Linked DNA regions of Mus musculus: regions 2, 3, 4, 5, 6 and 7 are each linked to region 1. A link is a loop called in an ENCODE intact Hi-C map of the cell type or tissue named here. Cell type or tissue: heart. All regions are shown on one strand.

What was found. A loop is a pair of places that touch in the nucleus more often than their neighbours do. Peaks named below come from ENCODE experiments on the same cell type or tissue, not always from the same donor. Only the 100,000 strongest peaks of a DNase experiment are listed, where the experiment ranks them.
Region 2: a loop joins it to region 1, with 2.0 times the contacts of the local background. A loop is called at or near these places in 2 of 42 quality-filtered maps.
Region 3: a loop joins it to region 1, with 6 times the contacts of the local background. A loop is called at or near these places in 19 of 42 quality-filtered maps.
Region 4: a loop joins it to region 1, with 4 times the contacts of the local background. A loop is called at or near these places in 3 of 42 quality-filtered maps.
Region 5: it touches region 1 in a loop (4-fold over the local background); 17 of 42 quality-filtered maps call a loop at or near these places.
Region 6: a loop joins it to region 1, with 7 times the contacts of the local background. A loop is called at or near these places in 2 of 42 quality-filtered maps.
Region 7: it touches region 1 in a loop (2.4-fold over the local background); 3 of 42 quality-filtered maps call a loop at or near these places.

Annotation. Positions count from the first base shown.
Region 1 is chr15:93,517,485-93,521,484 of GRCm38, forward strand. The region is part of intron 1 of Prickle1 (prickle planar cell polarity protein 1); the gene reads right to left. Among named protein-coding and RNA genes, the nearest start is that of Prickle1, 76 kb to the right of the region's middle. In heart, CTCF peaks have their summits at 1,552 (motif pointing right) and 1,755; DNase peaks (open chromatin) are centred at 947, 1,577, 1,907 and 2,477; H3K4me3 peaks cover 3,295 bases; H3K27ac peaks cover 4,000 bases.
Region 2 is chr15:93,334,805-93,338,804 of GRCm38, forward strand. Yaf2 (YY1 associated factor 2) reads right to left here and starts at 2,131. Exons shown (of 4, transcript NM_024189.6): 1 at 1,953-2,131; 2 at 1,536-1,661. The coding sequence starts at 1,978. In heart, no CTCF peak of the experiment used is centred here; DNase peaks (open chromatin) are centred at 1,247, 1,457 and 2,187; H3K4me3 peaks cover 2,747 bases; H3K27ac peaks cover 2,187 bases.
Region 3 is chr15:94,211,785-94,215,784 of GRCm38, forward strand. No RefSeq gene overlaps it. Among named protein-coding and RNA genes, the nearest start is that of D630010B17Rik, 33 kb to the right of the region's middle. In heart, a CTCF peak has its summit at 1,838 (motif pointing left); no DNase peak of the experiment used is centred here; H3K27ac peaks cover 1,225 bases.
Region 4 is chr15:93,263,835-93,267,834 of GRCm38, forward strand. All of the region lies in intron 1 of Gxylt1 (glucoside xylosyltransferase 1), which reads right to left. Among named protein-coding and RNA genes, the nearest start is that of Gxylt1, 9.3 kb to the right of the region's middle. In heart, a CTCF peak has its summit at 2,075 (motif pointing right); no DNase peak of the experiment used is centred here.
Region 5 is chr15:93,574,306-93,578,305 of GRCm38, forward strand. The region is part of intron 1 of Prickle1 (prickle planar cell polarity protein 1); the gene reads right to left. Among named protein-coding and RNA genes, the nearest start is that of Prickle1, 20 kb to the right of the region's middle. In heart, CTCF peaks have their summits at 1,759 (motif pointing left) and 2,866 (motif pointing right); a DNase peak (open chromatin) is centred at 1,746.
Region 6 is chr15:93,975,803-93,979,802 of GRCm38, forward strand. No RefSeq gene overlaps it. Among named protein-coding and RNA genes, the nearest start is that of Gm30609, 15 kb to the left of the region's middle. In heart, a CTCF peak has its summit at 1,967; no DNase peak of the experiment used is centred here.
Region 7 is chr15:93,273,457-93,277,456 of GRCm38, forward strand. Gxylt1 (glucoside xylosyltransferase 1) reads right to left here and starts at 1,723. Exons shown (of 7, transcript NM_001357006.1): 1 at 1,420-1,723. The coding sequence starts at 1,625. In heart, no CTCF peak of the experiment used is centred here; a DNase peak (open chromatin) is centred at 1,875; H3K4me3 peaks cover 3,300 bases; H3K27ac peaks cover 1,774 bases.

The DNA.
Region 1 (4,000 bases):
CCGGCACCCCGTGTGGCAGGTCACACCGGTCTGTAACTCCAGTTCCAGGGGATCCATGGCACCAGGCATGCCCGTGGTGCACATACATGTGCACGCGGGCCAAGTCCCCATACACATAAAACCAATCAAACATCTGTCAATGTTTTTGTGACTATGAAGTCTAAGATCGTAGCACTGGTCACTTCCCAATAAATTTCCACGCTGGCTGCTGTGTGAAGATTGCCCGGATAGTGTAGAATCCTTATGAGACTCTTTAATTAACCTGAACTGATACTGATCTGTGAAATTACTGGGCTGCAGTTCCTTAGGTTTCTGTCCCCTGCTGCTAAGTGCCACCCTTTGAGCTACAGACTTGAACAGCGTCTTTGTTAATCTACTTGTTAACAAGACCCTGGCTCACTGAGGGTGTCACCCCGAGGTCCTTAGTCATTCAGCTAAACATACAGGTCAAATAAGTGTAACCAAGGGCAAATGTGGTAGCATGGAAGCCCGAATACTTCTGTTCTCAAAACACAAATTAGATATACACATTTCCTTGCTTATGCCCTTAGTTTAAAATGAACCCAGAGCGAGCAAAAGTTGGAGTCGAGATTTGAATTTCCCAGTAAGCCACACACAATGATTAACCCTTTCAAACACACAGAAAGAACAGTCCAGACCTGTTGCCTACAGAGACAAAAGGCACTGCTAACATAACCCAAGTCAGCTCTATTTGTGCTGGAAGACCAAGCTTAACAAACTTATCGGAAGGTTGCTAATGCAACTAACTTCCCTTTTTAAAGTACTTCACGCCAGCAATCGGTGGCATTTGGACATTTGCCACTGGGTATTTTCCAGGTAAATCTCCACCCCATTTTCCCAGCTGTTATGTGCCACCAGTTGCCAAAATACTAGGCAGTTTTTCCAAGAGAGTCTGTGGAACTCTTCGACAGCATTCTAACTTCACAAAAGTACATTCCGGGACAGACCGCTTAACAAAAGGAGGAAATTCCATGACAAGGCATGGTACTTTGCCAGAGACACTTCTGGAGCGATCTAAGCTTGCGTACTGTGGCCTGTGACAAATCACGCAAAGCCGTGTCTACCAACACCATCATTTTCCACAGTGGGAGACACATTTTCTCAAAACTGTGTTCCCATCAATCTCTCTCTGATTTTTTTTTTAATTTCTATTTTCGGCAGCGGCCCAAGGAAACGGCGGCCAGACCTGACTCCAATGTACACAGAGACTCGGGTTTCACCCCGTCACCTGTTGGCTCCAGAACAACATCTCCTTTGTGAAACTTACAGCTCTCATGGAACGCGCTTCTCGAGAAAACACTTCCAGAAAGTATGGGAGAAGACTGGAGTCGTCAAAAACAAACAAAAACAAACAAAAAACAAAAATACTCCACACCGCCCGCTTTATCTGCACACGGGTTAACCCAAGCCTTTAAAGACAGGATAGGAAGAAGGATGTCACCATCTTCAGGGACACAGCAGGGGTGAGCACGGCGGGGGCCACCCAGACCTGGGGAGAGCCTCAGTCCTCCGCCCGGGCGGCGGTGACTCTGGCCGCAAGGGGGCGCCTCATCCCGGTCTGCCCGACGCCCTGGTGGCACAGCGGAGGCCAGCGCCCACCCCGCGCTCCTGTCCCCGCGGTCCGGTCCCTTCCACCCGGTGGCAGTCCCTACCCCGTGCCCGCATCCAGCAAGCACTGCGCGCCTGCGCGCCTGCGCACCCGGCGGTGACCCCAGACCCCAAGCCCGACCCTGTCCCCGGTCCCCGGGGCGCACAGACCGTTTGCGTTCGCCGCCGCTCGCTCCACCCCCAGCTCGGCTCCGGCACGGGGCCGCCGGTCGCGGTCGCTCCGTCGCTTTCCAGGAACTGTCACGCTGACCGTCCTCTGGCAGGTGTCCACCGGGGCTTGCCCGCGCACGGCGTTCCTAGAAAAGTTACCCAGACGCCGGAGCTCCGCCGCCCGCCGCGCTCCATCCCCCGTGGCACAGGACTGCGGCCAGCGCGCTGCAGACGGCCCTGGAAGCTTCTGTAAACTTCCCCCGCCCGCAGGTGCACGCGCGGGCGCAGGCGAGTGTGCAAGGGGGCGGTGCTGAGCCTCGAACTCGCGGCCCCACACGCTGGGCTAGGGAGGAGCTCGATGAAGGCTTTACACCCCCAGCCCCAAGGGGCTACAGCTTACACAAATCATCTCCAGGCTGCCCATAACAATGCCAGCAAAAGGCGCGTTTCACCCAGTTCTCACTTGGAAAGGCTCATTAACATACGAATTCTCCCCCCTTAGGACTTTCTTGCATTTAAAAGCAATTCCTGTGGCTTAGAGCCGGAGATTTATTTTTTATCAGTAAACAACGGCGAAAGCAAAGGAGTCAGGCACACGATGCACTTAGGGAAAGCTAGGAAGAGTTTTAACTCCTCCTATCCTTGAAACACCAGAAAACGCCCCGCTGCACGTCCATGTTAATCTTGTTTCTGTGCTATTTATAGGAGCTCTCAGAGAGGAATTTGGCTTCAGCTGTCTGCAGTAAGGGCTCGGAGAAGCAAAAACTGGACCTCAAAGCGAGCCCAGGAAGCAACAACAATTACTAATGATCATTAGGAATTAGCAATCAGGAGAATCCACATTCTAAGCTACAAGCTGTAGTTGGGATCAGGTGAGGGGGATGCCAAAAGAGGGGTGAGGAACAAACTTAGATGCTCCATCCTCCGTAAAAAGCTATGGAATAAACGCACCTTGAATGCCACCAGTTTCTACTTTAAAGCCGTATGGTGATTTTGCAGCATATATTTATTTATATAAGAGAACAATAGCCTATTGTAACTGCGATTTAAAAATACACAGGTTGCCATAAATAGATCCCTCCTCAAGTAAATAGTTGTGTGGCCAAATTCTGTTATCTCTGCTGCATTGTGAAGAAGCAGGGTACAAGCTGGATTTTTTTTTTTTAACGTTGCTAGTTTTTTTTATTTTAAAGTGACAGAGACCAAAGGGTCCTGGCTCTGTTAGAGTAGTTGGGAAACACTACAGACATCACAAACCATTATTTGCAATTCAAGTGGATTCAAGTTTCCCAAATGCTTCCCAGAGAACAAGAAGTCCCTCTGTCCTGAGAACACCGGAGTTTGTGGGAAAACCTCTAATGAGCCCATTTCCCCGTTGATCTGTGAGATTCACCAGTGAGAGTTGTGTCCGAGTCAGACTGCTCTTTAACTCGTGACTTTGGTCAAATTTTACAATTTTATTTTTGGACAAGGGTTTTTCATACAGCGTAGGCCACACTGCCCTCAGATTTGCTGTTTATCCTAGCCTGACCTCCCAAGTGCTGGGGTTATCAGAGCAAACCACTATATCAGTCTCAATTTCCCCATTTCCTATTTCATTCTGTTTGACTTTCTCAGAGAATACATGGGCTACAGGCATCCTTAGAACAAATGTACAACCAGCCAACAGACTTTTACATCACCCTCTAAACCGGCATGTTAGTAAAATGCAGATTATATGCTGCCAGGCTGACCCCTTTTTAACAAGAACTCTTAAAGGAGAGTTAGCTCCACACTGAATGTGGAGAGGCGCAAATATCCCCACTCCATCCATCCTGTGGTGAGGTTTATCTGTATTAAATGTAGCCAGCTGTGGGTGTGTTACAAGGTAGCTACTTGTAAATACTGTTTGCTACTTTTCCAGCAGGTACTGTCAACTTCTCTATTGTGTTCCTGCCCAAGAAGCAGTTTGGAGACAGTTAGAAACTTCCTACTAACTTTCAATCTGAATGAGACGGACCTTTCCGTCTGGTCTGAAAGGCACTGCTATTGTCAACAGTGAACTTATGCAGATGGAAGCAATCCCCCCCAGCTGGCATCCTTTTGTTTCAGCTAGGTAGAATATTCAGTTATTTGATGATCACACTTTAGGGGGCTGAGAAAGGAAACTCAGAGATTCTCAGGGTTAGCTTCCTCCCTCTTCATTTCCACAGAGAGGGTCCTCCACCCCCACTTTCTCCTC
Region 2 (4,000 bases), 180 kb before region 1:
TCAGGGACTCAGCCTGGTGCTTCTCTTCTGAGTGTCACCACCTACTCTACTTCTCGGGGCTCCTCTAACCCCAAGACTGGCTGTGGAGTAGGACACACCAGCTTGCCCCCATCCTTGCTGTCCCTGCAAATAAACAAATAGGCTCTTCTAATCCAGTGTTCGTCTAAAAGTATGAGAGGATACAAGTAAAAACAAAAGCAAAAAAAAAAAAAAAAAAAAAAAAAACCCAAGTCAAATGATCTCCATATTGCTCATTTACAAATACACATATATTATACACTAAGCCGTTTCCATCCTTATATAGACATATACACCGTGCTTTCCAAAACACTTAAAACGTGAGTCCAGAAATAGCAAGTAGTTTCTCTTTTTAGAATCTTTCCTTGAACTTAAAAGGGATTTAAAACCTTGCTTTTTAATAGACACCAAGAAATACTAAAAATATTGTATTCAATGTAAATGAGAATTCGTAGTAAAAACCTATTGAGATTTATGACAGGTATGTCAAAAACAACCAGTATTGTAGAAACAATAAAATCCTGACATGTCTCTACACTTACAATGTTAGTAAAATTCTATAAACTGAGTTTTTAAAAAAAAAACAGGATACATCATTTTTAGAAATAACTTTGACTATTTAGAATGTCAAAATTATACAGGCCCTCTGTTTCAAACAGAAAATTCCCCGTATTCTGTAATCATTTGTATTTGAATAGGCTTCATAGCAGCAAAATAAATGCCTTACTTAAATATTGCTACAAATCACTGTAGAAGTGGATTTAAAGGCGGCCTTCCCAAGGGAACTATGACCAAGTGGAGACAGATCAAGAATGCTACTGAGTTCGAATTTCCTAAATTTAACTCTTTTAAATGGTTTTTTTTTTTTTTTTTGGAAAGACAATTATAATACTATATGCCTACCATACAACAAATCCAGGGCCGGCAACAGACAAAGATCATGTCATCTCGTTTGTGTAAAAATATCCAGGCACTGGAGTAAAACTGCGTTGCTGGGTTCACCTCCCAACCAACTACTTAACTGTAAAAAATTATTACAGAAATAGAACAACAACAAAAAAAAACCCAGACGCGAAACCTTGGCCTGACCCTTTCCGGACATCCGTTACTAAGAAAGTTTAATCCATTACGATCCTACAAGCGATACTTTTTCCCCAGGGGGACCGAGTGACATCGCGGCCTTTCCTCCGTCCCCTCCCCCGCCCCGGCTCCCCGTCCCCGCCCCCTCCCCGCACACTAACACCACAATGCGACCAGCGATCACGGTCTCTGCGCCCGGCTGGGGAGGGGGCACCGCACCGGCCACGCATGGAACGGCACGGCACGGCAGCGGCCGGCGACCCCCATGGATAATTCATCCTCCGCAGCAGGCGCCACCGCCGCCGCCACCGAGCCCTCGCCGCCAGCCGCGGCTCAGCCGGGTCGCGCCCCACCGCGGCCGCCGCCTGGCTGGCCGCCCCGCCGTCCCGCGTCGCGCGGGGGGCCCCGCGGGGGATCCACGGGCGCGCCGGACTCACCGGGTGGAGGTGCCCTTCCGCACATCGCACATCATGCACTTGAAGGCCTCGGCGCTGTTCCGGAAGGTGCAGACACTGCAGTCCCAGTAGCCCTCATCCGAGGCGGGCTTCGGCTGCCGCTTCGGCCTGCAGGACACAACCGGACACGACGCAGCGCGGGGTCAGCCGCAGGCCGCGCCCGGCCCCGCGCCCCGCCCCGCCCGGCCCGCGACCCCCGCCCCGCCCGGCGCCGCGCGGGGGAGGGGAGCGCGGCCGCTGACCCCGGCCGCCATCGCGGCCCATTGTGGGCAGCCGCGCGCCCCGCCGCGCCGCGCCGCACCCCCTCTCCCCACACACACGCGCGCGCCCCGCGCCGCGCCGCTCCACGCCACGCCACGGGACCCCGGGCCGCGGGCGCTCCGCCGGCGGGCGCCCTACCTGGTGGGGCTCTTCTTGTCGCCCATGCTCGCTGCCGACGCGCGCCGGTCTGTCAGCGCCGGGGTGAGGGGCCGGCGGAAGCGCGGAGGCGAGGGGGCGGGGAAGGCCGCGCCGCGAGCTGCAGCCGCCGCCGCCGCCGTCGCCGCCGCCGCTGCCGCCGCCGCCGCCGGATCCCACGCAGCCTCCAGCTGTCGGGGAAACTCCTGCCTGCGCGCACGTGACCCGCGCCGGCCAACCAGCGGCCGCGCCGGAGACTTCAAACGCGGGGAGCGCGGCCCAGCACCGGCGGCGAGTTCGCGGCGCCGCCTCCCTCCAGCTCGCCCGCCCGCTGGCTGCCCCGGAGCGCTCCGGCCGTGGCTCGCACGCCCCGAAGGGCGCGATGGCAGGCGCCCGCAGACACGCGTGCGCCCGGCGCGGCGGGGACTGTCATCCTTCCTTCTGGGGAAGCGACCCAGAGGCTCGGGAGAGGTTCGGTGCCCTGCTCTAGCTTACATAATTCAAACGTGACGAAACCAGGGTCTGATCCGGTTTTAATTGCAGCGGCGTCCTCCTGGCCTCACGGGGCTCTGCAGTGGCTTGTTATAAAACGGACGCTCGTGAGCCTACGTAAGGCAGACGAGGTTGCTTGTGCCCTGGACACCACCTCCCCGAGTCTCCTTACTCCAGCCTGTCGGGGATACACACCTCGCCTGCTAGACCCAAACAGCCATCTCGCTGGTCCTTGAAGCTCTGCTTCCCACCTCGCCGATCTGGCGGGTACCCCACAACCAGAGTTAGCTTGACATCCCTCTGATCGAGGGGCGACTTTAGCATGCCAAGTCGGTGAACCGTCATCAGGAAAGCTGCCCCTGAAGAAAGGAGAGATGAAATCCATCCCTTCTCGGAGCCCTGCCTTCTTCTGCCTTATTTGGGTGTGCTGATGGAGGCGTTGTAGCCTCCGCATCAGGCTTAACTAACTGAAGGGGACCCAGTTCAGGCACTGCGTACTTAACAGTTGATCTGACTGTGTGGCTCCTGGGATACTATAAGGTTGTTTAGAAAATGTATCCAGCTGGGCCAGAGCAGGATGGAGCAAATTTTCATCATGATACTCAGAGTGAGATGGCAACTAAAAACTTGAGGAGTTAACTGTTTAGGAAGTCCTTAATATTTTGAACTATATCGTCTGTGGGTAATTGAAACAGGAAAGCAAAACTCCAGCAAAAGGGAGACTACTGTATTGATGTGTTACTTACCAAACAAGAGTTAATAACCAAACTGGAGGATGCTCTCCTTTTTATCATTGGGAATATGATATTAATTGGGGTAATTAAGAGGGAAATAGGCTTCAAGCTTCTGAGAAAAGAAAGTCAAAATGAATTATAGCAGAACGGGTGGGAGTATACAGCTCAGAGATGGAGCACTTGCACAAGGCACTGAGTTACTAGAAATTTGGAAAAGCATTTAAAAGATTGTTTTATGTGGGGTTTGCTTGGGTGCTTAGTATTACTTTATTTTTGCAGAATAGAGAGTCTGACTTAGTTGAGTGTAAAAGTTATATATTAGAGGTTGCGTTAATTTTCCAAGATAAAAGAGGCTGAGTGGTTTATGCAATGGAAATGTTTTTTCCCATAATACTGGAGGCTCCGAGTAGAAGATAAAGATGTCAGGGCTGCTTTCATCCAAGGCTCCACTTTGCTTGCAGATAGCCATCTACCTAGGTCCCACCTTCAAAGGGACATCTTTGTATGTGAGTGCCTGTATCCTAATCTCTTTTTATCACTTCTGCCTATGCCATGCTCTCTTATAAGGACGTCACTCATTGGATTAGCACCTACATTAATGATCTCTCTCTCTCTCTCTCTCCTTATATAGGCATCGGTGTTTCTCCTCCATGTATGACTGCGTGCGTGTGATGGTGTTGAGTCCCCTGGAACTAGAGTTACAGTTTTTTGTTGTTGTTGTTGTTGTTTGGTTTTTCGAGACAGGGTTTCTCTGTATAACCCTGGCTGTCCTGGAACTCACTTTGTAGACCAGGCTGGCCTCGAACTCAGAAATCTGCCTGCCTC
Region 3 (4,000 bases), 690 kb after region 1:
CCCACTTCTGGTATTAAATCTTCTATATTAGTTACTTACTCAAAGCTGTGACAAAGATAGATAGATAGATAGATAGATAGATAGATAGATAGATAGATAGATAAACCCGATTAAAAAACAGACACAAACAAAACCCAAAACCTTATTTTTCTTACAGTTTCAGAGGGAGGCAGTCCATACAGGCAATGCAAGCATGGCAGGAAAAACAGGAAGTGGCTGGTTTGGTCACATTGAATTCACAGTTACAAAGCCAACAGTGATGAATGTTTGCATTCAGCTTGCTTTTTCTTTTTTATTCAACCTGGAACCCCAGCCTATATAATAATACCATTCACACTAGGTTTTCCATTTTAGCTGAGGCAATCTACATCACTTACCATAGAAATGCTGAGATATGTTTCCACGATAACTCTAGAGCCCATCAAGTTGACAATCAAAATAAACTGTCAGTGTAAAGGGAGGCTGACAATTGAACAATATGAGAACACTTTTGTGTTACATATATTCAAAACAATAATGAATAATTTTGCATAGAGTAGTTGAATATATATATATATATTTTCATTTTACGTGCATGTGTGCCAGATCCCCCTGGAACTGAGTTTACAGATGGCTGTGAGCCACTATGTGTGTGTTGAGATCCAAACCCAGGCCCTCTGTAAGAGTACTGGGTACTATCAACTCTGAGCCATCTCTCCAGCCCTAGAGAATACTTTTCCTCTTAAGAACATAAGTCTTAAAGAACAAAATTTAGCAATAATTTTTAATCAGGAGATAGAAAATGCCACATAACACATTTTAGTCACTGAAACAGTTCATGGTAAGCCAATAGAAGTCGAATTTAATGCAGAACAAAGTAATTTTTACTCCTGACTCCTTATTACCATAACTTAAAAACTTGAATTCTTTAAGAATAAAAATAATAGACGTATTAACATATATGTCACTGTTGATTTAGTCTGTTATGAGTCTTACCCTCAACAGAGTGCTAATAGCATTTAGAATTTTAGATAAATAAGTACTTATTTTGAATGACTGACATTTTGGTCTTTGATAAGGGTGCTGTTCCCAGACACGGCTCCCTCTGAGGTCCACTACGGAGCTCTTTCTGGATCTTTCCCTGGGGTTTGACTATTAGCAGCAGCTGCTGGAGAAAATAATCCATACGAATCCATTCAACTGCAAAGCTTAGGATCCTCTGGAGGATTACGGGATCCAGTGGTCCTGGGAGCAAAGGGCCAACAGAATAAATACTTGGTAGGTTCTGATGGCTCTGTTTTATGGGTTCTAGCATCAGTTCCCGCACAACTCAACCCAAAGGGATATAATCAGGGGCAGCCAGGCTGTGTTTTAGAATGATAAAAATCCTCCTCCTTGGAGCTGGGGAGATATCATTCCATTGTTTTCTACTTTAAATTGGATGATTTTGATTCCATTGTAGATCAGGGGAGAGCACTCTTTTCAAGTAAAAACCCTAGCTTCTGTGAAATTTGGAATGTAAGAAAGCCTTTCTCATCGTTCTTAAACTGCATTATTTCTAATGGTTACTTATTTCAGATTGAATTAAGTCAAGCTTAGTAGAAAAGGATTTTTATGTCTCTTCTTATTTGCATTTGTTTGTCAAAATCTCTTTAAAGCGATTTATAGGGTAATCTTCCAAAAATTCTCTTATGTTTGACTTATTTGTAAAAGCGATACATTTGTGTCGATGTTTTATGTTTTACATTTTTTTTTCCAGCCCATTTAAAAACCTCACTTCTCTCTAGTCAATCCTTAAACAGTTGGGGAAAAAAAAATCATGTTCTCGATTTCACATGAAATACAAGAGTGCCCTCTCTTGTCCACCACAGAGTAATACAGCTGAAAAGGAAAGGTCCTCTTTAGTGACAAGGAACTGATAGAGGCATCTCTAATAATAAATACACCTTAGATTTTAATAAGAAAAGGGAGATTTATTGCAAGAAAACCACAATGCAAGGAGGGCTGAGTCTCAAGAGGTAGATACACTGAGTCTGAATAGACCTAGGAGTTAGAATGCGTTTCATTTTCAAAGTCACTGAAATATTTGCACTGTTAGGGAGATAGCAATCCCTCTGATATGTATCTATAAATAATAACATGTTGACTTTTCACTTTTAAAATCACTGAAATAAAAGCAACGGAAATATGATGTTGGTAGCTATTGTTGTTGTCAATACAGGATTGCACAAACTGTGCCACACCTGCTGAAGGGAGTTTTTGTTGCCCCATCTCCCTTGGGAAGCCATTGAAACAAACAAAATGTATCTAGGTCTTTGTGTTAGCTAGGAAAGACCAACCTGGTGTAGAGATTTCCTGGTCAGGTCAGACAGAATGTACTAGTGGAGACCAGAGTCCCTGCCACGTTCCAAGAGAGGCACAAGGGATACTATGCTGTGGTTTTGATTGGCTTTCCCAGAAGTTTAAAGTGAAAAAGCAACCACACTGTGTTCATGTTTCCTGGAATCTCAGATGAGGCAGTTATACCAATAAATCCTTCACCTTCTATGAAAGATGTTTCCTTAAAGCATGAAGGGAAGTTGTATTTATTAGAGGGATTTGGGGGAAAGACAGCACAAGTTTTTAAATCTAAGATTACTCCTTGCTCAGCTCCCCCTGACACATACACCCCACACTCTAGCAGTGTTTTATGCTCCTGTCAAGCGCTGCTCACTGACAAATCTTAGTCCTACAACCACTCCCCATGGTTTGAGATCTATCCCAAGACAGAAGTAACCTCTGAGGATCAGAGTCGCCCACACAGGACATAGTGAGCTTCTCCATAGGTGGCTGTAGCTGTTTGCAGAGTCTAAGGTCACGTGTGCACAGAACATCTGGTGCTCATTTCCTTCTGAGATATGCTGCCGCTGCTGCCGCCGCTGCTGCCACCATCTGAATAACGGATCACTCTGAAGCTCTGTGTAGCTGCGTAAGAACTGGATCACTCACTACCACGGGGGTCTCCCTATGGCTATTGTGAATCCCACAGCTCTCCTGTGTGACAGAAGCTATTGTCATCTTCCCTTTACCCAGAGTAGTGAGCATCACCTAGATCACATATCCAGATTTACTGGCTGGAAGTTGAGTTTGAACACAGATCAAGGAATTGAGTGGTAGGCTTGTCCTGTCCTAACTGTTCTCACCTCCCAAACTCATATCTGCTCTTCAAAGCTCTGATCTTCAACAATGTTGCTTCATGAGTTGTTCCCCCTCTCTCATTCTCTCTCTCTCTCTGTGTGCGTGTGTATGTGTGTGTATGTGTGTGTATGTTCCAAACAGCATCATCCTTAGCTATCTTTTTTAGTGGTTGTTTTATTATTTATCTATTTGCATATTTTTTTCTCCAAAGGGTTTCTTTGTGTAGCCCTGGCTGTCCTGGATATCACTCTGTAGACCAGGCTGGCCTCAAACTCAGAAATCCGACTGCCTCCACCTCCCAAGTGCTGGGATTAAAGGCGTGCACCACCACTGCCTGGCTCACACATGCGTTTCTTATAGGAAAGGGCACTTACCTATAGAGTGATGAGGCGTAAAACAGCGTCTTAAGTAGGTTGACTTATCATCAAGGTATCTATCCATTCTGCCAGTACTTACTAAGACCTGATGATCCTAGGTGCCAGGTGTACAGCAGTAGATGAGTAAGGTCAACTACATGCATAGTTTTAAAACTAATGAATTGAATATGAGGAGAGCTCTAGACATAATTTTAATTAATGCCCCACTTTGTTGGTAATTATCAGCTTTTAGTAGAAAGGTAGCTTGCCAATCTATTTTTTTGTCCTTATTGATGGACTAATTGAGAACATAATTACAGCTCATTAAGAGTTTTCTGAAGATCTATAGAAGGATCATCAAGATACAAACAGAAGTATCTTTTAAAAAGGGAGAAAGCAAGTGATAGGGGCCAATAGGGGAAAATATAGAATCTTTCTGATTTTTTTTAATTTGGGTAATCTATTGGAATGAGTTACAAATTGAAAAT
Region 4 (4,000 bases), 250 kb before region 1:
CAGAAGAATGAAAAGAAATCCACTGGAAGCTTCTACGTTGCAGGAACTGATGGCTAACGTTTACTAAGCTTTCAGAGGGAAGCAGCCATTCTGGTAATTCTGGCCCAAGTGAACAGTGGGATTGTCATCATGCTCTGGAAATGTGCTTTATCTGAATTCAATAGCAAGATAAATGCTACCAAAAAAGAGTTTTAAAATAAAACCTATTTTCCATATAACAAGAGGAAATCTCTAGATAATTCAAAGAACACCAACGGGCTCTCCTAATCCAGGAGAGAATAATATAAGCAGGAGGCACAGCACTGCCTGCCCATGGGCACAAGGACACCTCAGCATGGCAGGGACTGGGAGCTGGGCACACAATCCTGGGGCCCAGCAGGATCCCGCAGACCACTCACAAAGAGAGGAGCCCTGGACTACAAAGGGGTTAGATTTTGTTGCAGACAACAGGGATCCAGCTCCCTTGGCAGGCTTCCTACCCAGCCACCCCTCAAGTCCTTCTAGATAGCTCTCCAACTTCCTATGTCCTAAGCTACTGACTGGAGTAGTAATGGATGGTTTTGACTGTCAACCTGACATAATGCACAGTGAACAAGAAGGCCATCTCAGGAGGAAAACTGCCAAGGTTAGATTGGCCTTCAACTGCGATAGTTTCCTCTCATCAACTCCTGACATGAGGCCTTCACGAAATGTCAAGTCTTGTCATTCTCTACCCAAGGTCACTACTGCAAACATTACCAGGCAAGCTCTGAAACACAAGAGTGTCACCATCCTGACTCGAGAATGCAGTAACTGGCATGGTCCTGGCAAACAGTGTGAGTTTAAATTAACCATTACGTAGTGAGCCTCAAACTCTCTTGCTCTCAAAGGACAAGTCAGGCCATCCCAGGTTCTCCTCCAGCAATGTCTCAGGACTGTGACTGCCTTACCTACTCGTATCAATACTTGATTCCTCCCTGAAGGCAAGAGCAGGATGGGATACAATCCAATACAGCCTTCCTCACGCAGTGACTTAAAAGGTTACACTCCTTCAGTAAGGATGTCTTTACCCTCCGCTTCCCCTAACACCTCCAGGCTAAAGATAACACAATCCTTCCTTAGCTGTCACATCCCCTCCAAGAGTGTTGTAGCACACTACCTTTTGGGTTTTTTAATATTTTATTTATTTGAGGCGGGTATACACACACAGTACACACATGGATGCCAAAGGGTCACCTGCAGGAGGCAATCATCTTCCTCCACTATGTGTCCTGAGAGCCAACGCAGTGTGAGGCATGTCAGCTCCAGTATCTTTACCAGATGAACAATCTCACCTGCCCCAGGATTTATAAATACTGGGTACTAAATACCCAGTATTAAAGATTCTAGCTTTAGATAACTGCATGTATAAACACACACTATCTGTAATGTCTAATGGAAGCCTTTTATCATCTTGTCTACATAAATTGTTGACTTGACACAGCTTAAGAGTCATCCGAGAGCAGAACACCTAGATCAGAATGGCATGTGGGCATGTTTGTGGGACTGTCGTAATGAACAGTGTGGGAGGTACCACCCAGAGGTAGGAGGGCCTTGGCTCTATAAGGGCAGCTGAGGTAAGCATGCAAGAAATCCAGCAAGCAGCACTTGTCCATGTTCCTGCCTTGAGTCCCTCCCCTGCCGTCCTTCAGAAATGGACTGTGTGACCTGGAAGTACAAACCAAATACACCCTTTCCTCCCAAGCTGCAGTAGTCAGGATATTCTATCAACCTAGAACACACCTAGGTATCAATTTATCAGTTAAGCTCAACCACAAATTCCTCTAAAAGCTATAGCTTATCTTAATAACATTTGGAAAAATTGAGCATTTACACATAGTATTATTAAAGTTAATAAGTAAAAGATGAGAAAAGGAAGAGAAAACCCAACCAGAAAAATCAACTTAGTTATATGATACTGAAATACAGGAAAAGAAAGTTTTATACAGTGAAATGTTTGATCATCTACTATCTAATCTTACCTACTCTCATCTACTAATTAAATATTAAGGGCCTACCTAAAAGCCGCTTCCCAAAAGCAGTTCATTCCACAAACATCAGAGGGCAGCATCCAATAGGGATTCCAGTAACTCAGAGAGAACTCTTTACACCTGACAGTGGAAGAAATAACAGGCCTGGTGAGCATTCACATTAGGCACTACCGAGGAATTTCCTGAATAACAATCACTTTATGCTCAGCTTTAGAGCAACCAAACTGAAAACCCAATTGCTATAGAAAAACTGAAGCATTTTCAGAAAACCAATGTCTTCTTAGGGCTCAAAATTTTAAAAAAACCCACTAGGTGAGAATATCTTATGAATAGAAATGTTTTCAGGTCAGGAACTCTTTGGAAACATTAAGATCTCCTCCCTCTGACTAAGACACCGATACATCTTATCTTTTTCTTCTTAGATTATGGGTACTATCTTAGAAAATTCATTTCACCAACATCTGTTTATAACAAAAATAAAATGTCACAAATGCAGGTATAATGGGAGAAAAGAATCATTAAATACATTCCAATTGATTGACTGAAATTACTCATGCGGTGTTTCAAGCTGGCCACGAGACCCGGCGCTGACAGCCTTCACGCCTACCCCTGCTTCGCTGCGCTGCGCTGCGCTCCAAACGCTGAGCTGAGGACACTGCAGCTTTCCTCCTAAGGCCGGAGAAAAGCTGGCTCATGCTGCAAAATGGTTCACGGTCACTGCCTTCCAATGCAGCCATCTGACGCTGACCACCCTTAGGGACAGAGTCGGGCACGTCAGTGACCTAGGACACCTCATCCTAGCAGCATGGGGCTCTGTCTTCTCCATGGAGTCAATTAAAAGTTACTATTCTGATATCAAAAGATCTATAAAATGTCAGACTTGCAAAACTCTTGTGTCTAATGTCCCACAAACCGCCTTGATCTATGATCTAAGACTGGAGTCCTCAGCCGGAAGTCCTATTACCATCTCTAGGAAAGGTGCATACCAGACTAATGATGAAATACGACTCTGGGACCAGGGTCTGACTGGTGATCTTTTAGATACTGCCTGTTGATTTCTGTACACTATTGTATAAACAACTACAGCACGAGAATGTTAAGATCACTAGGAAAACTTGTACTGTTACACAAGGTTTTCCTGACAGATATACCTAAGCCCACAAAGTTATATGTCTTAATTTTAAAAAGTTAGTCAGGAAAATAAATGTGTGTCTAATAATAATGCTTGTCTCTTGATTAGAAACGCCCTTTCTTATAGGCAGCCAAACTCAGTGGTACCCTAACTAATAACATATATTTCAAATTGTGTCAAATTCAAGTGCCTGAAGATCCATTTAATAAGCCTCACAAACTTTTCAGATAAAGACATTTTCAGTGTTATTTTAACAGTTTATTTACAATCAACACCTAGCATGTACCTTTGTTCTTGGCCAGGGGTAGCGGTGGAGGTGGGAAGGGTGGGCATGGGGGACTGGAACTAACCAGATTATTCCATGTCTCCTGTCAAACCGCACAACAGGGTAACAACGGAAATGAAAATAGAAATCTCAGTTTTCCAATAAAAATTACTTTGTGAAGTTGGGTGTAACAATGCCATTTTCTTTGCAGCTCTCACTTGTTTTAGACAACAAATCATTTGTGCATTGTTTCCAAAATCTGTCTGGTCCTAAGGTCACTTATTAGACCGACAGATACAGGGTCCTAGCCTCTACCTCATTAACCAAGCAGCAGCAGGGTAACTGAAGTAACCAAGGCCAAGCCTGAATGAGAAACAGTGTAGCAAGTGTAGCAAGCAAGCGTCCACACGGGACTCAGGAGTGGAGCACAAGCCTGGAATTCTGTAACCCCAGAGCATGACACAAGAACGCTCTGGTTACAGCCCCACCGAAGAACTGTTCATCAGAAGTACCGCCACTGGCTTGTCTACTATGCATAGGTATATGGACTGCTGGACCCGTTCATCCCCTCAAACGTCTAATGAGTTTTAATCT
Region 5 (4,000 bases), 57 kb after region 1:
CACCAAGTCAACACAGTCAGACAGCAATACAAACATTGTATGTTATTATTACTATTATTATTATTATTTTGTTTTGTTTTGTTTTGTTTTTCGAGACAGGGTTTCTCTGTATAGCCCTGGCTGTCCTGGAACACACTCCGTAGATCAGGCTGGCCTCGAACTCAGAAATCCGCCTGCCTCTGCTGCCCAAGTGCTGGGATTAAAGGTGTGCGCCACCACTGCCTGGCTGTATGTTATTATATTATACTTCCTCCTGTGGAACACTTCTCATGGAGAGAGCCCTGAGCCTGGACCTTGAAGCACAGACCTTCTTTAAGCTAGTTAATCCCACCTTGGAGCAATACAAGGGTGTGGCTGTAGGGAAGGCAAGGTCTGGGGCAGGGGTCACACGACCGCAGAGACTGAGCTAAATGCTTCTCTAGAGTGCGTAGTTTGGGGATGGGGCAGTAAGGAGGGATCATGGGAAACAACTGCTCCTCTTCAGGCCTCTGTGTGGGCCAGGAAAGATAAGCAGCATGTGTGTGTGTGTGGGTGTGCGTGTGTCATCTATGTGTGTGTGTATCTATGCATGTGTGTGCGAATGTCTTTGTGTGTATATGCATGTGTGCGTGTGTGTATACATATGGTGCACGTATGTGTGAGAAAGTGTGAGTGTGTGTGAGTCTGTTTGTGAGTGTGTGTGCATGTGTGTATGCATCTGTGCGCCAGTGTGTGTATATGCATCTGTGTGCAAGTATGAGTATATGTATGTGGTTGTGTATGTGTCTGTATGCATCCGTGTGCAAGCACATGTATGTGTGTGTGCGTGTGGTGTACATGTGTGTGTGTGAGAGAGAGAATATGCTTGTGTGTGTGTGCTTGTGTATGTTTGTGTACGCGCACACTGCAAAGGCCTGAGTGTTCTGCCTCAGGGACCAGCCCTCTTGTTTTCTGACAGTGTCCTTCACTAGCTGGGAGTTTTCCAGGTAGACTAGCCTGGCTAGTCCTTGAGTCCCAGAGATTCTGCCTGTCTCCACATCCCCACCTAGGGAAAAACTACAAGTTTTTGTCACCAACTCAAGTTTTTTAAAGCATGGGTTTGGGGAGGGGGGCAAATCCGGTCCTCGTGCCTATATTTTACCAAATGAACTATCTCCCGAGCCATGTTTTTTGTTTTGTGTAGCCCAGGCTATCTTAAAGCTTGCTATGTAGCTTAGGATGACATTAAACTCCTCACTCCAAACTCCCAAGAGTGTAATTATATGTCTAGCATCCCTACCCCCAGTATATTATTTTAGCAGTAAATAAAACAAGAAAGGAAAAAAACCCAATAGTACATATTCACATTTTCATATATATTCATATTCATATTTCCCCCCAAAAGAACCTTTCGGACCGTCTCCTTTCACTTGAATGTACCCTGTGTATTTTTTCATACTACTTTCTCTCTGTACTTTTGCTTCTTAGGCGGTGCATACTTTTTCCACCATTTTGTCTTAGCTTTTAATGTCTAGAAGAGCTGTCTGCTAGCCCTTTTCAAAAGCAACATTATATGAGACATTAAAACAGTTCAGGTACAAAGTGAGTTCAGCAAGAGACAACATAAGAGTGTTAATTAGGGATCATCTTTAACTCTAACAACAAAATTTCCAAACCTCTTAGTGCGCCTAGGTTTGCAGTTTTAAATGAAGCCAAGTTCCTTGGTAAAAAGCCAGCACTTCTGGGTGTGCTTGGTTCGGAAGAGGTCGTTTCTAGCTCAACAGTGCCCCCTAGTGCTTATTTTCCTCCTGTTGGCTGAGGGAGGAGTTTTGCAAAGCAGTCACGTTAAGGACAGTCTATTTGTCACTGGATTCATTAACTCAGGTTTTAGATCACAGTCTCTAGCACACTTATGGCCCAGCTGTGCTGATTAAGGAAATTGATTGCACTGTTCTGAGGTCTTGGAGAAAAAGCAAGACACAGACGAAAAATCAAAAGCAGGCATTTAACATTTTTTTTAAACCGACCTGTGCAATTAAACCTCCCCTTCAAACAAGACAAATTAACTCCTTTGTGGTGACATAGTCCCTGGGATAGATGGATCAATCATGGGGACACAGCTCTTCATGTTGAAGTTGAGGGATATGATAGTTGCCAAGTCTGCTGGCAGGTATGCCTGGAAGCTGAAGAGCAGATTCTGAAAGCAGGGATAGGTGGAGGGCGTCACGGGCACCGCATGTCCCAGGGCATTCCTTCTGAGAATCAATCGCAATCAATGTCCCAGCGTGGTATCTGGTGGCACCAGGCTAATAGGAAGCTGGTCTCAGGTTCATGAGCTCATTAGCCGTTGCACTGGCCTGGTGCGGAGACACCTGGGTGGCTGTGTCCACCTACCTGACTAACCCTGCTGGTGCCGGTAGTCTGGTCCTGTTTCTCAACTCACTCATGACCTATGTTTTACTATGCATTGTTATAAAGCTGTCTGGGTCCGTGCTTAAATGACTGTTTTCCAAATGGGTCATGAAGTGACTTCGTGATAAAATTCACAGGAGTCCTAAGGAGTTAAGGAGCTTTGGCCTCGGTTTTAAATAAATCCCATATGGCAGCTCGGCAGACAAGACACATCTCTGACTTCCACAGCTTGTGGGCTGTGATTTGCTGACTGGGTGCAGCTCTCCTGCCTTTCTAAAGCATCCGGCTTATTCATAATTATGTAAATCCTCAAGAAAGGCCCTTTACGTTTATTCAGTGTTCAAATTATTACTTTTTTTTAATCTAGGAGACTACTTTGTCACTGTTTATATATCGATATCAATAATAATAAAGTTTAATTTAAAAAAATTTATTTACTTTTTAATTTATTTAATGTATGTGATACATGGTTGCTGTCTTTAGACACAACCAGAAGAGGGCACTAGATCCCATTACAGATGGTTGTGAGCCACTATGTGGTTGCTGGGAACTGAACTCAAGACATCTGGTAGATCACTCAGTGCTCTTAAGCCCTGAGCTATCTCTCCAGCCCCCGTCTGCAGTTTAATTTAATAGGAAATAGTTGGGTGGATTTCATTTTGACCCTAAAAGTTGTCTTAGCAAGTATGAGACCTTCTAGGATCCTAGACTTTATCACACAGATTCCCCTCTCCCAAATCGCCCCCTCCCCCAAATTCTACTTTCATCTGGTTGGCAGAGCAACACGTGGCCCCCTTCTGCAGCATTCCTATGTAATATCAGGGTGAGGAGAAAGTTCAAGTATTTTGGCCCCCTCCATATTGTGTCATAGATTGGGGTGGTCCTCAAGCTAAAACAAAAAGCAACCCCAGGAAGCACTCTCCCACTGAGCGGCATTCCAAGCATGATAAAAGCTATTTTCTGAAGGAGGTATTTGAAGAATAAAATTACAGGTTATTTTCTCCTCTAAGAGAATACATAAAAGCTAAAAGACAACAGAAGGAGGAAAAAGAAGAATGCCCGTGTAGCTTATATTACATAGTTGATTGAAAATAAATTCCTTGAAACTAGAAGGGAAGCCATTACCCACTTGTTAAACAGTTGTCCGAGTCTATGCTCGATCGTAGGAAACCAAACGCTGGCCAGACACTGGCACCGGTCTGCAGCCAGTCCTCGCACTTGCCTCCTTGGAAGCAGTAGGTGACTTCGCTGGTTAAAGGCTTTGGGTTCAACCGCGTCAAGATCCACATCACCAGCTGGGAGCTTGGATTTGCTTTTTGCTGTATCGTGTTATGATTCCTACCAGCATCTCACATGTCCTGAGCCCTTAGGTACTGATGAAAACATTCAGCCTGATGGCTCTCAGTCCTCCTTGGACATCACAACACTCACGTGCTGAGGGAGGTCCGTCATTCCCTGTCATTCCCCTCCCCAGAGCGCCTGGGAGCTAAGCGCTGTCCTGCCACACAGCAAAGCCTTGAAGGCTGTCCTGCCACACAGCAAAGCCTTGAAGGCTGTCCTGCCACACAGCAAAGCCCGGAAGGAAGGACCTCAGCTTCTTTTTCCGGTTCCTCCTACGCAAGACCTGGTC
Region 6 (4,000 bases), 460 kb after region 1:
GATTATATATTTAATTAAGACTGCCTTTAGCAATGAAGATAATTTACAGTTGCACAAGACATGGATTTTCTAAAAAACACCCAATTGTGTTAATTTTTCAAACTTCTCAGAAAACATGTAACCAAATTCTCCAAAGCACAGTTCTCAACTTCCTGGAGGGAAGAATTTGGTACACATTTTTATTTGTGAAAAATTTATGGATGACTTTTCCTGTTTAAAATCCTCGTTATTCTATAATTGGGCTCAGTTGCGGATTCAGTAGGAACCTTATTCTTTTAGAAGGTCTCTTATAATGTTAAAGACTGTTCTGATCAAGAGATTCATTATGTGTCAAAATGATAATAAGGAAGTCTCAAGACTGAAGTAAATCTTATTCAAATATCATACACATGATATATATCTATCTCTATATATGTATCTATATATGTATCTATTTATGTATCTATATATGTATCTATATATGTATCTATTTATGTATCTATATATGTATCTATCTATCTCTATATATGTATCTACACATATATAAACATTTATGTTTAGAGTTAGTGACAGGCATTTTACTGTTGTTGTTGGCCATAAAACACTTAAAGAGTCTTAGTGCAAACTCTTATTAACAGTACTGATTATTACCCGGTACCAAAAAATGTAAAAAATGTCAGTTAGCTGAGTATTTAAGTATAGGATGCTGTATTAGCTACCTCTATGCCTAAGCTACAGTACTGTTTCGGAGGAATCACGTCCTTCTTCGTTGTTGGCATTGGTAACCTGGTAAATGCTAAGCTGCCAACAGACTTTGCAGGCTTGTGAATCCGGTTCGAGTGATGCAGAATGTATGGTATGATGCCCAGTGTTAGAGAAACGCCACTGAGCTTTTGGTAAATGTCAAGACGGTTCTGCAGGAGAATTTTACAGTGAACACAAGCCTATATCAAGAAAGGAGAAACGTCTCAAACTAAACCCTGTATCTGAAGACACTAAAAAAGGAGGAAGCTAAAATCAATGTTTTAGAAAGAGGAATGAAATAATGAACATTAAGGCAAAAATAATAGGATAAAACATAGAAAGATCTATCAAGAATGGTTAACAACTGCAAATTGATGTGATATGCTACTTCAATAGAATGCAGGGAAACACCAAGTGATTGTCTCAGTAGATGTGAAACAATAATATTTGACAGAGTTTGGCAACTTGTCATGATAAAAAAACCACTCCGACAAAATATGGAGAGAATTTACCCCAACCAATAAAGACCATACATGAAATGAAAACACCAAACTAACAACACATATAAGTTTACAATGATAGCAAAAATAGTAGGCTAGGAATAAGTTAAGAATGTAAAAGGCTTACACATTGAAGATATAGTATGTAAAAGGTGTTCATCATTGAGTGAATGCATAAAGAAACATATACAATGCGATATTATTCAGACTAAAAAAAAGCTCATATGGAACTTTCTGGAAAAGGTGCACACATGGCAGAGTTGCCAGGGCTCTGCCTCTTGCAATCTTTCTGTTCCTTCTTCCATGATGTTTCTTATTGCAATGAGTAGAGCTTTTACCTCTATATTGGAGAGAAGTGGGAAGAGAAGAAATCCCTGTCTCATAATTTTAATAGGATTACTTTGAATTTTCCTCCATTTAGGATAATCTTGACTGTGGTTTTGTCATATATGCCTTTATTGTGTTGAAGTATTATCTTAGGATTTCCATTGCTATGATCAGGGCAACTCTTATAAAGAAACTCATGCAATCGGGGCTGGCATGCAGACTCAGAGTTTTATTCCATTATTATCTTGGTGGGAAGCACTGCTGTGCACAGATAGGCATGGTACTGCAGCCAAGAGGGGAGTTCTATATCTGGATCAGCAGGCAGCAGGAAGAGGGGGTGACGCTGGGCCTATCTCAAAGCCCACCTCCAGTGACACACTTCCTCCAAGAAGGTCACACCTCTTAACCCTTGTAAACAGTGCCACTCTCTGGTGACCGAGCATTCAGATCTGTGAAGCTATGGTGTCATTCCCATTCAAACTTCACCACCTTCATTCATCTCGCCTTTGTTCCTTCTTACGTTTTTCCTATTTTTCAGGATGGTACCAGATATTTTCCTGTCATTTCCAAACCCCGGGTTGTCTTTAAACTTTTATTCTTCACTCCCCTTCCAAAGAATCCAGACATTCACAAAGTCCTGGTGACAGATTTTGTGTGCCCCTTATAGTACTGCCACTACAGCATGACCCATCAATAAGCTTTCTTCTCCTGTCCACCTTAATGATTTTTAAACATTGCTCACCGATAGAGTTACCAAATATGATAAAAAATAGTTTCTGAGTTAAAAAAAATTAGTTTTAGAAAGTCTACACTTAAAGAGGAATGTAGTTTTCCTTTAACATCCATACTATTAAACATACATTAAAAAACTAAATCCAATAAGTTTTTCACATTGCTTTCTGGAACATTTATATAAAACATAGATAGACATGTATTTTGTTTTCATGTTTCTCCATAATTCTTGTGATAAAATGTTATAGTGATTTAGTCATATGAACCGTTCACTGAGATTTAACCTCTATGAAGTGAAAACTTAAGGGTTCTTTGGAAAGTCAGTTGAATGGTGTTTTGCGGGGGCAAACACATGAAGGAATGTTTAGCTAAAGTGGGCGCAAGTGAAAGGCCAAGGCAGCCTCAGGAAGGAATGTTTCACTGTAGCAGACACAGGAGAAAGGATGTTCTGCTAAAGCAAGCATGTGAAAGGACACGTGATAAAGGATTCTTTGCTAACAACACACATGTATTGGCTTACTTTACACTGCATAGTTGAGCTGCATTTGTCATGACTCCATAGACAGAAACACGCCAACAAGCCTCTGCTGGTGTGCTGCAGTTTCTTGCCACTTGTGTAGACTTGGGCTGCTTGACAGTGATGTCAGCTGAGACGGATGCATGTACTGAGATCCAAGACACATGCCGATGCAAGACCTGTGGAGGATACATGATGTTCGGAATGGATTCAACTGACAGTTACGGGGGCTGAGTTAGGCTTGCTTATAGAGCTAGCTGTGCAACGCTTGTTGGTCTCACATCTTCACTGAACTTTGCTTACCTGAGAGAGGCACAGCAGAGGTGATCATTCACCGCGATCAGGTAGGCTTCATCCTACAGATGCAGCGATGCTTCAATATATGCAAATCCATCAATGAAATACACTATATAAACAAAATCAAAGGAAAAAAAACCCATATGATCATCTCATTAAATGCTCAGAAATCATTTGAATAAATTATACAGACCTTCATGGTAAAAGTCTTGGAATGGTCTCCTGGTCTCCCTCCTGGTCCTTCCTGCTGTCTTGTGCCTAGGCTGAAGCCTGGCTGTCTCTGCTAGGTAGTGCCACCACTACTGATACATGTTTGCTATCCTGACTCTACCAAACTGGATTGCTGGTGTATCCATGATGTTTGCAAGTGGATAGAGCTGCTGCTAATCTGTGAACTGAACTGCCGATTTCCAGACAACATAGATGGGAGTTGTTCCAAAGAACCTTTCTAAACAGGTTCACTTTCCCCCCTTCCCCTCCATATCTTTTCTTTTCTACTCCCTTTGGTGGGTGGTAGGCTACAAGGGAGGTAAAAGTGTTTAAGAACTATCATTAAAAATAGGTTTTGAAAAAATTAAAAATACACTTATAGACAACACAAAAGCAAAACAAGGAAGCTACATATAAAGTAAAGATTACTACAGGGAAAGCTTGTGTGCTATTTACTCTTAAAGCATGATGAATATTTCTGAGAATCTTTGAAAGCGACCTACGAAGTTCATGGGGAGAGGGGTTCCGTGATGTGTTGCAATTACAGAGGAGAGCTAAATTCCGTGTTAGTGACTGAATTCTAATTATCCCACATCATGTGTACATAATGAGGAAGCAAAGAATGTGAGTGATTGGGTAGTTCTGTTGACAATTAAATCCTGATCATCCCTTTAACTGTTGACTAGTCAATGTG
Region 7 (4,000 bases), 240 kb before region 1:
CCCTTATGGCTGGGATACAAACTCAGTCCTTGGTCTGTTGAACCTGGGTCTCATTATGCAGCCCAGGCTGGCCTGGAACTCCCAATGAAAACCAGACAGGTACTGAATTTTCCATCCTCCTACCTTACCTCCTGAATGCTGAGAATACAGGTGTAAGCCACCAAGCCTAGTTTGAAATAATCGTTTCAAATAGGATATACTAGTTGAAAGGAGATTTCTCTCAAACACTGTCCTTACCATTTAAAAATGTTTTCCTTCCAAGTTGGATTTTTTTTCCCCAAATACTTCTTATGTAATTCTGGGCAATTAATACTTTTGTTTTGTTTTGTTTTGTTTTGTTTTTTGAGACAGGGCTCCTCTGTAGAGCCCCGGATATCCTGGACATTGCTCTGCGGACCAGGCTGGCCTCGAACTCAGAGATCTGCCTATTTCTGCTTCCCGAGTGCTGAAATTAAAGACATGCACCACCACCGCCAGGCTTTTAAATGTGTAGCCCAGGCTGGCCTCGAACTCATGGTCCTCCTGCCTCCGCTCTCCTCGGCAAATCCTACTGGGGGTCTGGGGGTGTAGGTTGTAGGCAGTGGAACCTGAGAGCACACCTATACCCCACATTTCTCTGACTACAATCAAACCATAAACCAAGAGCTCACTATCTCCATGCTAGCTTCTCTTTTACCCGCTTCCCGCTGGAAAAGACCATCAACTCTCAGATGCTACATAGACAACAGCTCAAAGTGGATGTACTCTTTTTACAATTCCTGTCTTCCACTCTCCAATTAGTTGGTCTCAGAACTGCCCAAACACAGGAATCCACCAAGGAGGCAGTGCGAATTAAGTAAACTGCCCAAACAGTTTTCCATTTAAATTTCATGATTCTAACCGTGGCAGTGACTTATGCAAATCCACCAACTCATTATGCTGTGTTATAAATATTCATTTCTTTTTTTTTAAAGTGATTTCTTCATACCTTACTCCTCCCATAGATATAAGCATATTAAGTATCACTCATGTTTCTGAACTTCCTTTACGTTTCCAAAAAAACGAATATTTTCAAAATAAAAATTCACAGCTCGCTTTATGCCACATCCAGATTTCTTTAGCTACGGCTACTGATAAAAAGCTAAGATTTAGGCGGAAAATTTAGACACCTGGGAGGTGGAGGGCTCAACTAGGGCGCCAGCCTGATTCTCAAATTACTCAGCTTCGACTCCATGGAAACAGGAGGGAATCCCACTAGCCGCAGTGTAATTAGGATTTTGTGGGACACCACTTACTTCCAACGAACCTTTCAGAAAGTTGCAAAGCGATTCAATTTCTAACTGGTCTAACACTGAATCTGAAGCCAGCCAGCCAGTGCTCGGTGATGGAGCGGCGCGTCCGGCCCTCCCAGACCTCCACTCCCGGCAATGCGGCTCATACCTGCCCGTCCGGCCCGGGCCCGCGCTGCCCGCGCCTCTCCCCGTGCCGCGTCCACCGTCCGCCAGCCAGGAAACTACCGCGGCCTGCGGCCTGCGGCCCCCGGCAGCTCCTTCCTCCAAGGACACCGCGAGCTGGCTGAAGGCGTACAGCAGCGAGCAGAAGCCGCAGGCCAGGCACAGCCCTACGACCCGCAGGTAGCGCCGCATCCCGGCCCGCGCTGCCGCCACCGCCGCTGCCGCCGTCACCGCCGTCACCGCCGCCGCCGCCGCGCCCGCCCGGGCGAACTACGAAGAATCGCAACGCGCAGCCGCAGCGTGACCAGCCTGGTTCCCGCCCCTCCCCGCTCCGCCCCTCCGCCCGAATCCCCGCCAGGTCCCACTCGGTCCCATGCCGCCCAAGCCCAGCACCCCACACGACACGCCCCTAGCCCTGCCATGCCCCGCCCCGCTCACAGCCCCTCCCACATCCGGCGCAGGCCCCGCCTCTGTTTCAAACCACAGCCCCTGCCTGGTATTGTCCCGCCTCCGGGCCACGCCCCAACGCCCGGCCAAGGCTCCGCCTCCGCAGCGCACCCGGAAGCGGAGCTGAGCGCTGGCGCTCTCCCGGCCTTCACGCCGAGCCTTGAGATGGATGCTGGTTCCTCTTTACAGATTGCCCGGCTCTGAGCTGTGGACAAGTGTAGCGAAAGAAGCAGGGCTGTAGGCCCTTGCCCTAAATCTGCGATTTTTCTTTGCGCAGTTTGTGGCGCTGGGCAACTTGAATTCTCAGGCATCGCTGCGTTGACTAAAAAGAAACCGTGGTTACCGCACTTGCTAACTCTTCCTCGACCCATCCTGCTCCTCACGGACCTCAGCGTCGGGTCTAAAACATCTGTGCTTCGTGGGATGTCGTAAGGCGGCGGTAGTGCAATGGTGCTTTGCTTGCCCATCCACACAAGGCTGGGAAGGCAGCCTTATTAGACGTTGCTGACAAATCATTTGCATACCCAAAGCAAAACTGGTCCTCTCCAAACCCGGCCTCCCTTCCTTCCCGCCACACTCCACGCCTTGAGCTGGGTCACGCTGAAGCCTCGTAGGGACCTAGGGACGGGGAGGAAGGCAGATATTGAGAATGTGCAGCTCGGGGACTTTGGTACGGGAGACCTGTGGACGATTTAACAAAGCTTAAACTCTATGATTATTCTTAGTCCCTTAATAGGCTTTCGTTGACCAATCGTGTCATACCCAACATACTTTTGGCTCAAAACCTTTAAAGCAACCTCATCGAATCAATGGTTTCCACCATTCTGAAAGCTTAAAATGTCATTAGATGAGATCTGACACCTGTCAGTTTTTCCTGTTTGCTATAATCAATCTGATGGTCCAACCGGTATCTGGAAACTGCCTTAACTTCTGACTTTATTCTGTATTGGAACGTGTTATTCCACCCAACCCGAATCCATGTTCCCAGGCAATACACACGCCATTCACATCTGGTGCAAAAGCTCTTATTCCCTTTTGAAGAAGGCTGTTGTACAAAGACAGGATAGCCACCGGGTGTGGACACGCCCCAAAGTGAGTCGCTTGTACCTTCCAGTTAGTATAGCAGAGTATTCCTGAGCGAGGGTGGCCCTCTTAAGAGAAGGAATTCTAGACTGAGCGAGCAATGAAAGCGGCTCTCGTATTCAGGAGACTGAGAAGCGCGATGCCAGGATGAGTCCGCAAGAAAGGACTCGGGGAGTGGTTAAGACTGCAGAGAGGGATAGCAGTTACTCTTGGAAACTCTTGGAAGTTTGAACTTGATCTGCTTGAAGGTTTTTAAGGAAGGAAGGAAGATGATCACATTTGCATGTTAGAGAGCGAGTCTGGTTGGAGTGAAGGCTGGGACAGAGATGAGAGATTGGAGTAAGCGAATCCAGAGCCAAAACTGAGACTTAAACACTTAAAAATCCACTTAAAATGCACACAAGATATACTTGAACACACTTAACCTGCACATGCACCTAAATACATGTAAACAATTAAATGCTTTAGATGCACGCTTAAAACACATATTTTTAAAATGCACTTGAAACAAAAACATTTAAAATACAAGTAAAATGCACATATTTTAAAAATATACAGGCAAAACCACACTGAAAAGCACACACTTAAAACTAGATGCATGCACACTTAAAAGTGCACACACACGTCATGAGAAAAACCTCGCTATTGAATTGTTCAAGTTGCATCTGGGTCACTGAGAAGTGTGCCCACAAAGGACAATGTGAGGGACAATAACAGGCATAAAAGCTCTCATTCCCTGGCTCTATGACCATGGCAAGATCACCTGATGAACTATGGGCTGTTTCCATCTCAGAAGGATTAAATGTCATGCCTTAACTCCCCCCCCACCCCCCAAAAAAATCCAATGAACAACGAAGATGTATAAGGAGAAAAAAAAAAACATACATTTGTTCATTCAATAAATATTTATTGAATATTTTCTACATGCCAGACAAGAGGCTCGGATGCACAGTATTCAGGAATAAAGGAGTGTCCTACCCTCAAAAAGGAGACAGGCCAGTAAAAACAAAGAGAATAGTACATCTTTCTAACACACC